2 separate regions of the Homo sapiens genome follow, and region 2 is linked to region 1. The links are chromatin contacts, found by Hi-C in ENCODE. All regions are on one chromosome and are shown on one strand. Each heading gives the region's core, a stretch centred on a gene start or an enhancer-like site at or near the end of the contact. The rest is flanking DNA. Distances are from core to core; before and after follow the strand shown. Region 1 holds the start of PPM1J (protein phosphatase, Mg2+/Mn2+ dependent 1J). Region 2 holds the start of ATP1A1 (ATPase Na+/K+ transporting subunit alpha 1).

Evidence for each region. Hi-C counts contacts between places; a loop is a spot of excess contacts on that map. Pooled maps may share reads with other maps.
Region 2: a loop to region 1 is called in a pooled map, with 5 times the contacts of the local background. The contact joins the promoter of ATP1A1 here to the promoter of PPM1J in region 1. A Hi-C loop is called at or near these places in 2 of 168 maps with a recorded cell type or tissue (ascending aorta and esophagus muscularis mucosa) and 14 of 50 pooled maps.

What each region holds. Positions count from the first base shown.
Region 1 is chr1:112,713,510-112,718,041 of GRCh38, reverse strand. It overlaps PPM1J (protein phosphatase, Mg2+/Mn2+ dependent 1J), which reads left to right and starts at 2,710. Exons shown (of 10, transcript NM_005167.7): 1 at 2,710-3,066; 2 at 4,431-4,532. The coding sequence starts at 2,741. PPM1J-DT (PPM1J divergent transcript) reads right to left here and starts at 2,431. Exons shown (of 2, transcript XR_947714.4): 1 at 2,279-2,431; 2 at 246-1,591. RefSeq lists enhancers at 2,361-2,655, 3,620-3,679 and a silencer at 2,370-3,159.
Region 2 is chr1:116,370,621-116,375,152 of GRCh38, reverse strand. ATP1A1 (ATPase Na+/K+ transporting subunit alpha 1) reads right to left here and starts at 1,909. Exons shown (of 23, transcript NM_000701.8): 1 at 1,630-1,909. The coding sequence starts at 1,641. RefSeq lists an enhancer at 533-652 and silencers at 1,023-1,322, 1,753-2,282.

The sequences.
Region 1 (4,532 bases), core at 1,461-3,960:
ACTATAGGGGTAGTCTGTAGTGCACTACCAAGCCAGGGTTAATTTTCTGTATTTTTTGTAGAGACAGGGTTTTGCTATGTTGCCCAGGCTGGTCTTGAACTCCTGGACTCAACTGATCCATCCACCATGGCCTCTCAAAGTGCTGGGATTACAGGTGTGAGCCACCACTCCTGGCCTGAGACCCAGTTTCTTTATCAGAAAAATTGTAATGTAATTAATTGCAACTGAATAATTCTTTACAGAGATCTGTTTTGGATGCGAATGTATTAGACAAATGAGAGGAAGTGGTGTTCTGTGAATTTGAAGGGACTTTCCTCTTAGTTTAAGAGGCCTTTGGGTTTAGGGTGATGTGAAGGGGAGAGACAAGGCAGAAGATGACCAGTTCTGGGCCCTGAGCCACCACTGTGGCCTGAGATAAAGGGGCCTGTCTTGAGGCTGTCCAGTCCCCCTCCTTGGTTCAAGCTTCACACTCCCCCAGCAGGGCCAGCCACTAAGCAGAGTCTCACTCTTCACAGAGAAAAACATCCCACAAGTCTGCTTCTTCATACCCCATCCCCTTTTCTCTCTCACTTTCCGCTGCCTCAGGGATGAGTAGAGGTGATGACCTCACCAGGTTCTGGGGCAGTCTGAGGATGGAGGAGGCATAATGGTGCCAGGAATAGGAGGTGAGAGGTTCAGGGAGGAGGAGCCTTAGGATTAGGCCATGGCTGGGGGCTGTTCTGGAGCCCCAGGGAGCTGTTATTCTCCCTGCTGATCATCTGGTGCTGGGGCTGGGGGGGTCTCTTGGCTTAGCTTTGCGGACAGCTTGCAGCCACACCATGGTGGGTGCTAGAAAGGGCAGGGAATAGGGAGCTGGGTGACACGAAGAAGTGGTAAGTAAACTGTCCCAGAAACACTGAATAATAAAAACAACCAGGAGTTATATTTGTTTCTTCAGTTGCTGGCTTGCTGCTGCTGTTATTTATCTGAGAGTTGGTTCCAGTTTTTCTCAAATAGCAGGGGAAAACCTATAGAAGCAGCCTGTTCTTTGTCCCCGTCTTCTTTTGCTGCTCTATTTGCCTTGGGGTCTGTTTTTTTTCTCTCCTGTGACTTCTTTTCCTCTGTCTCTCTCTGCCTAAAGCTCAGGTGTAACAAAGCAGGCATAGTAAGTCTACCAACCTGAAGGACCACTGTGGGATCTTTATTTGGAAGCTGCCAAGAAAGTCATCCCTTCTGGGGACACAGTTTAGCCTGGGGAACAAAGTGGTATGTGGTCAGGAAGCACCTGGCCGACAGAGCCCAGAAAAGTTCCAGCCGTGAACTGGGTGCCGTAGTCCCTGATGGCTACTTCCAACTTGCTTGAGGGCCACAACGGCGTTGTCCCCATTTGAGATGTGTGGATGGGTGGTGTCTGTGGATACCTAGCGATCAACTTTCTGATAGGAGGTTTAGAGACAGAGCTCTTGTGGCATCAGGTCAGTACCACCCTCTCCCAGAGGGGAGAAGTTAGGAAGAACGGGCAGCCAACCAGGCATTGGGCTCTGTCCTGGTCTTCCAGTGAGTGTGCTTTTACTCTTCTTAGGCAAGGGCTTAGCCTGGCCTCTGTCTCCCCCTGGCGGTAGACACAGAACTTGCTCAGCATTCCCGGACTGCTCTCAGCCCTGGCCCTAAGAGAAGGATGGGAGGGGAGGAACCCCCACTCCTCTCTCTGCCATTGATCTCCTTTCTAGCCCTTCCTCCCTGATCCGGAGAAGTAAGCTTGGTTCTTAAGACAGAGCAGGTTTGAATGTCAGGAGGCCGACATAGGTGTGAATCTTTCACTTGACCGTGTGACCTCCTGGGGCAAGTCACGGTAAAATGACAGGAAGCGTCCCGTCCTGCCTCATCCGTGAAACTGACAGAAAAAAAACCATCTTGAAGGATTGGTGTGCAGTATAAATAACCTAATACTGTATGGAACGTGCTTTGTAAAGGGTCTAGTATGCAGTACTTCTTCAATAAATAGTATTTGTTATGTTGTTATTATCCTATTAATAGCTTGTCCTGCTGTGGTCAGGGAAGGTCTGCATTGTGGGAAAGACCTGGGTTCTGAGAGAGAAAGGAGGGTGGGAGTAGCAACCGCTCTCCCAGATCTAGAGGTGGTCTTCACGGGGAACAGCGCATCAGGAGCCCAGGAATCTACCCCGGCTCCTGATTCCGGGGTGGTCGGCTGCAGCCTGCGTCATTAATCCCGCAACCCCACCCGGTACCAGCTTGCCCGCTCTCGCTCCAGCAGCCCCATCCAGAGGTGGTGTCACACCTGGCGCCTCATACCCAGCGGCTCCCAAGCGCCTGTTTTGCTCTGAGGTCATTAGCTCCATGGCTCTCTGGGCTGGCTGGCCACACCGAACCGAGAGCGAGGAGACCGCACCCCCTTGTCCCTCAGCCCCCGTCACAATGGAGACATTCTAGCTGTGTCTAATCTAGCGCACGGCTGAAATAAGGTTTCCTTCTCTCCGCCCCCTTCCCACAGCAACAGAACCTACCCCTAAGAAACGGAGGCGGGGCCAAGCCGGAATGGGGCGGGGCAGAGGCCGGGGACCCGTGGGCCGGTTCCTGGGGTGGCCCAGAGCAAGGGCAAGTTTCGCCCGGGACCCGCCCAGCTGGCCGGGAGCCAGTAGCAGGGAAGGGCCGGCTGGCGCGAGCACCGCCCACGCGGAGCCATGGGGGCGGGGCCTGGGCGGGGGCGGGGCCGCGGCCGAGGGCGGGGCAGGGAGGCAGCATGCTAAACCGGGTGCGCTCGGCCGTGGCGCACCTGGTGAGCTCCGGGGGCGCTCCGCCTCCGCGCCCCAAATCCCCGGACCTGCCCAACGCCGCCTCGGCGCCGCCCGCCGCCGCTCCAGAAGCGCCCAGGAGCCCTCCCGCGAAGGCTGGGAGCGGGAGCGCGACGCCCGCGAAGGCTGTTGAGGCTCGAGCGAGCTTCTCCAGACCGACCTTTCTGCAGCTGAGCCCCGGGGGGCTGCGACGCGCCGATGACCACGCGGGCCGGGCTGTGCAAAGCCCCCCGGACACGGGCCGCCGCCTGCCCTGGAGCACAGGCTACGCCGAGTGAGCGCCCCCTGGGGCACCCAAACCAGGATGGGGCTCCCACCCCTCTCCCCAGCTCCGCATCCCCGGCGCTAGGACGCGTTCCCCACGCCGCGTCCGGGCCAGGAGCTCCCTTTTCCGTGGACCTTTGCTATCCTCTGGTCTTCGGGCCGCACCCCCTCCCAACCCATTTTCCAGTGGGGGGCAGCCTGTGTCACCTTCTTCACGTCCTTCCCGCTCATTGACTGCCCTCGCCCACGCCGCCTCAGGACCCTGTTCTGCCCCAGAGCCCGGAGGGCGGAGAGCCCGGCGAAGGATGAGTTGGCCAGTTCCCCGTCGCGGCCCGGCAGCTTAAAGGCTAAGGGAAAAGGGGTTTCACGAAGGAGCGGGGTTCTTTTTAATAGGGGACATAGCGGTTGGGAAGACTCGCTCACCCGCTTCCCGGCTCCAGCGCCCCAGTTCCCTGTCCCTCTTACCGTAGTTCCCCTCCCCCTCCACACCCAGAAATAGCCCGCGACACCAGGAGGCCGCCAGCTTCCCCAGGAGCGGGGAGGGGGACGCCCGGGGTAGAGGAGGGTCCCATTTAGATGCCCTTCAGCCTGCCAACTCGTGCTGGCCTGGCAAAGAAGCGGACCCCCTGCCCGGAGCGGCCGGCTGGCCCCCGGGCTGTGTGTATTTTAAATGCATCTGCCGGGAACGCAGAGCACCGAGGGAGATGGGGGCGCTCAGTTCGCTGAGGAAGGTGGCTGGTGGCCCATGGACCCACCACCACCTCCCTTAGCCTCCTGTGTGGGAGGAGTTTATGGGTATGTGGCTCCTGCCCAGTCCAGGTGGGCTTTCACTTCTACTCTATTTCAGTTCCTCTTTCCCGATCTGGGCTGGAGAGCTTCCTCATTGTTAAGGCAGCAGAAACTTTCGCTGGATGGTTTTAGGATAAGGGTGGGTGTGCCCATGAGGATGAGGTGCTGGGGACAAGGCACTGGGAGAGTTGATAGTGGTTGAGGGTGGGATGTAGGGTCTAGCTAGCAGGGAAGTAAAACTTCTGCTACCAACTAGCCCCTCCCCCAGAAGCACCACTAGGAATGCCTTTTTCTTTTTTCTTTTTTTTTTGCCAGGGATGGGGGAAGTGAGGCAGGCAGGGGACATAGCGGTTGGCCAGAAGCTCCTGCTGGCCTTTCTGTGAAGTGGTAGGGCTGGCCACCCAAACAGTACTCCTTACACCTTGCCAGCCCTCCCTTCTCCTCCTCCCTCTGGCCTGGATCCCAGGTGGCTGTGACCTTTCTCAGCTTGGCCAGCGGGCGCAGGAGACGGTGTGTGTCTAAGGTGGGGGTTATTCCAGGACCTGGTCTGGTGTCCAACCTGATGTGGTCATTCTGGCCTGGCAGGGTCATCAATGCTGGCAAGAGTCGGCACAATGAGGACCAGGCTTGCTGTGAAGTGGTGTATGTGGAAGGTCGGAGGAGTGTTACAGGAGTACCTAGGGAGCC
Region 2 (4,532 bases), core at 660-3,159, 3.7 Mb before region 1:
GAAGTAAACTTTTTTCTTTTTCTTTTAAGGCAGGAGAGACAAAGAATGAGCTTTAAAGTGCATGTTTACAGAAATGATCAAGGGTTTGACGGTGTGGTAAAAGCACAGGCCACTAACCCAGACTCCATCAGGGGAATGGAGAGGCCCTGTACTCCGCTCTTTGATGCCACCTGACCTGGACCAGCCCTCCACGCTGCATGCTTTTAAAAGCGAGGCGAGTTGTGCATTTCCACTTGTGCCTGTTCTCCCCACCAGGTCCAAGCCTTTCAATTACCTCCTTTAAAACTCCCTTAGAGTCCCCAAGGAGTGCAGCCTCCCTCTGCTCCCGACACTCTGTCTACACCCAGAAGCCTCAGGGCCTTCAAAGACCTACTCAGTGTCTGCACTGTGCTAAACCCTGGAGACAACGAAGTGGATTCTCTCCCATTTGTATTCTCATGACATGGTCACTTTCACCCCATGAACTCCGAGGTTATTCTGTGTAAATTTTTCTCAACTAGACTTTGGCTCATTTGGGGTCCAGGGCCCAGTCTCCTGCACGGGTAATAGCTAGGGGTAATCAAGTCTTCGCTACAGAAATGTAGGACAGCGGCGTTGTGACGATATTCCCACCACGCTCCGCGCCGCTCTCCAGCCCCAAGACCCCTCGTTTCCTTCAGGGACCGCCCTTTGGTGCTTCCGCGACGCTGGAAACCGGCAGAGATTCCTACCACCGTATTGCCTGCAGCCTCCAGTCCTTTTTCGGGTTTCTTGTACCCTGAGGCCCTGGTGGGTCTGCCTATCCTCCTTCAGGGCTCGTCCCTTCAAAAAAAATCTGCACGCCTCTCCCCACCATCGGATGACAACTCCAGTTGCCATCGGTGCATCCTGTGTTTACGGAAAGTGGCCCAAGAAAGCCCTCAAAAGTATACCTTAAAGGCCATCTTAGGGCAGTGAAGACACACCCTTTCTGGCACCAGCCCGCCCAGCCGGCTTCGCACTTAGAAGCAGCCAGTTTTTTCTTTGGGGGAGGGCGGCCGCCTCTGCGCGGAGCAAGCTAAGCCCCAGCGTCCCCAGGAGAAGGAGCCCCGAACCCGGAGGCTGCCCCCGCCGGAACCGGGGCCGCGGCGGGAACGGAGGCCCGGGAGGAGGCCCCGGCGGAGCGCCCCAGGGGAAGGGGAGGAGCGCGCCTTTCCTCAGGGCACGGAGGGCGGAGGGAAAAGGAAGGAGAAGGAGGTGACGGCGGTCGCAGGGAGGGGAGCCAGGCTCAGGGATGCCGGCTCAGTCCCGGGGCCGCCCCCGCTGCTGCAAGCCCCCTCCTCCCGGCCCCGAGGCTTCCCAAGCACCGCCTCTCGGAGCCCCCGGCCCGCTCGGCCTCCGGGGCGCGCAGCCCCCGCCCAGGGTCCGCCCACCCCCCTAAGCAATGCCGCGCTCCAGCCCCTCGGCGCTCCCTTCCCCCGCCCCCCGTTACTGCGCTCCCTCCATTTCCAAACTGCGTCGTCTTTTAAGCCGCGCGGCTCTGCCAGCCCACTCCACGCGGCGCCGCTTCCTCCTCCGCCGCCTCCCGCTGGCCGCGGTCGCCCTCCCGACTTCCTCCTCTTCCCCTCGAGGGCTCCCCGAGCCCCCTCCCCGGGCGCGCCGGACACTCACCCCCTTCCCCATGGTGGCGGTGCTCAGTGCCCGGCGCCGGGTCCTGTCGCTGGAGAATCAGAGAGAAAAGCACAGAGCAGCTCCCGGCCGAGCGAGCGGGACCAGGGGAGCCAAGTGGAGGGAGCTAGGGCTGCCGCGGGGCGGGAGGGTGGGAGGGCGGCCGGCGGCTCGGGCCGATGCCGCCGCCGCTGTTGCTGCCGCCGCCCGGGCTGCTACCGCTGTTGCCACGTGTCCGCCTCCTCCCGCCGCTGCTCTGCGCCCCAGACCCCGCCGCAGCTCCAGCCCGCGCCTCCTCCTCACTTCCTAAAATATGCAACCTGCGTGCTGGCCCCGCCCACGCCGCGAAACGTCACCGTTACCGGAGCAACCTGACACCGGCCGTGGGCCTGGCTCCGCCCCCTCCCGAAACCCCGCCCACGGGCCCGGACAGCGCCTGCTGCGGCCAGTCCTGGCTCCCGGCAGGAGGGCGCCCAGGTCTGGGACAAGCGTGTCCACCGTGTCCCGGGAGGGCTGCGGGGCGCTCCTGCTGGCTGAACAGCGGGGACTCGGCGGCCTTGGCCCTCCCACGCCCCTCCTCCCGCTGCCCTGCATGACCCGCCTACTATGTAGGGCCCAGGAGGTCCGCAGTGGGTGCGGTACGGTCTCGGAACTGGGCTCCCCCAGTCGCCGCCGACCCGGCACCAGAAGTCGTGGGCGGAACGGCTTTTCCAGCGCTTCGGCGATCTCCTCTGGGACTCAGGGATGCTGGAGGGGGCTGGCGCTCGGGTGTGATTGCAGCCAGCGCCTGACTGAGGGACTCCGCCCCTCTGTGGAATCCAGGCCCCGCGCCCACCTGCGGATGGCCTCCCCGGGCGCTTGGTGCTCTCAGAGTGCCTCCTGTGACTTGGGGTCCTCTTTATCCACTTCCCGCTCCGTCATAGCTGGAATCGATCTGAACTGGCATCGCCAGAAGTTTCAAGCGCCCTCCTCCCACCACCTCTCTTTCTTCGAGATTCCAAAATGAGAATCTGAAGGGCGACCAGCGAATTCATTCACGCTATTGTGTGAATGTAACCTGCTTGTCCAGTTTGGGGATTCTCTTTTTAGGGAAGAAAAACCTGAAACCCAAAGGAATGCGTATCCTTAGCTAGAGGAGCTAAATCAAGGGGGAGGCGTTTGAGGACTTGCCAGGTGCCTCTCCACGCCTCCACCTGTCACGGCAGCATCTCCAGCACAGCCTTGGGTTCTCTGGGGGGGCCCAGGAAACCACCACTCTCCCCGGAGATCCCTGGTTCCACTGCACTTTGGGGCTTCTCTGTCATTATAGCTTTTGCTTCTTAGCAAGAGGCTGCAATGGCTGAAGTTCTCCAACATTTTAAAAAACAAAGTATTATTAACAAGGTTTGCAGGAAGTCAAGTACTCTGGGAAAGGCCAGGATATTGACTTTCTAAGCAAAGGTTCCTAAGTTAAAGCCAACTCTATCAACTTCAAGTATTCATGTAGCATGAACAAACAAGGATATGAAACTGGAAAAAATGGAGAAGGAAGGAAAGAAAGGAAAAACTAGAAACTGTGTTGTCAGTTACATCATTAGGGTAATTCTCATCCCTTCTTACAAGATAGTTTCTTACACGAGTCTCTTCTCCTCAAGAATGTATTGTTAAAGGTTGATGTCTCCTACAGTGATCTAGAGACTTGGTTCAATCATTCTAGGCCATAGAGAGCAGAGGAATTGTAAATAGAATTCAAAACCCTGACTGCCTGGAGAAGAGCCCCCAAATTCAGAACAGAATTCCTTAGACTGTTAACAGAGGGTTACAGAGTGTTCGGGGATCCATCTCTAAGCTTCTAGAAAATGCTTTCTTTACATGCTTGATAGCCTCAGTTACTGTACTTTGTAAGATGCTTTTGCTTGCTAAAGATAGCTTGTTTAAGATTAATTACTCCTGGGCCAGGCACTGTGGCTCACGCCTGTAATCCCAGCACTTTGGGAGGCCGAAGCGGGCGGATCATGAGGTCAGGAGATCAAGACCATCCTGGCCAACCTGGTGAAACCCCGTCTCCACTAAAAATACAAAAAAAAACTAGCTGGGCGTAGTGGCACATGCCTGTAATCCCAGCTACTCGGGAGACTGAGGCGGGAGATTCGCTTGAACCACAGAATCGGAGGTTGCAGTGAGCTGAGATGGCGCCACTGCACTCCAGCCTGGTGACAGAGTGAGGATCCATCTCAAAAAAATAAATAAATAAAAATAAAAACAAAGATTAATTACTCCTTGGGCCCTGGTCTGAATGGGAAAAGTGCCGCGGCAACAACTAAATATATAAAGCACGGGTCGGAACAACGTAGATTTCTCCTGCCAGCTGATCTCCTTTTTCTCCCCTCATAAGTAAAATTCTCATTCATTCACTCAACAAAATAACCCTGATAGATCAAGGCACTTCCCTTTGTATCTAGAGCTATTTATTTGGCAACTGAAAATTGCTGAAGGTCCTTTCAGGAGGATCCCAGAGTTCTAGCTGTGTTCCGGTGTGAAGAAAGGGCAAAAAATATAAGAAACATTATCTTAAATCTGTATTTTGCTTTTGATGCCACACAGTAATTTCAGATGCACAGTGCCCTTGAATTCTCACAAGTCTTTGAGGTAAAGAAAAAGGTAAGGCATGACCAAGTCTGAGGCGCAGAAGGAAATCTCAGATATGAGAGAGACACCTTGGAAAATGGGTAAGCAAAGGAGGAAAAGTCCTTTTTTTTTTTTTTTTTTAAGAAAAAGCCTTCTTTTCTTCCCTTGGAAGAGTGGCTTCTGAATGAAATGAAACCTTATAGATGAAACATCAAGCTCCCTCATTTTATGATGAAGAAACTGAGGCCCAGGGAGTAATTGGTATTGAATATTCCAAGAATAGTGGCAAGACTTTCAGG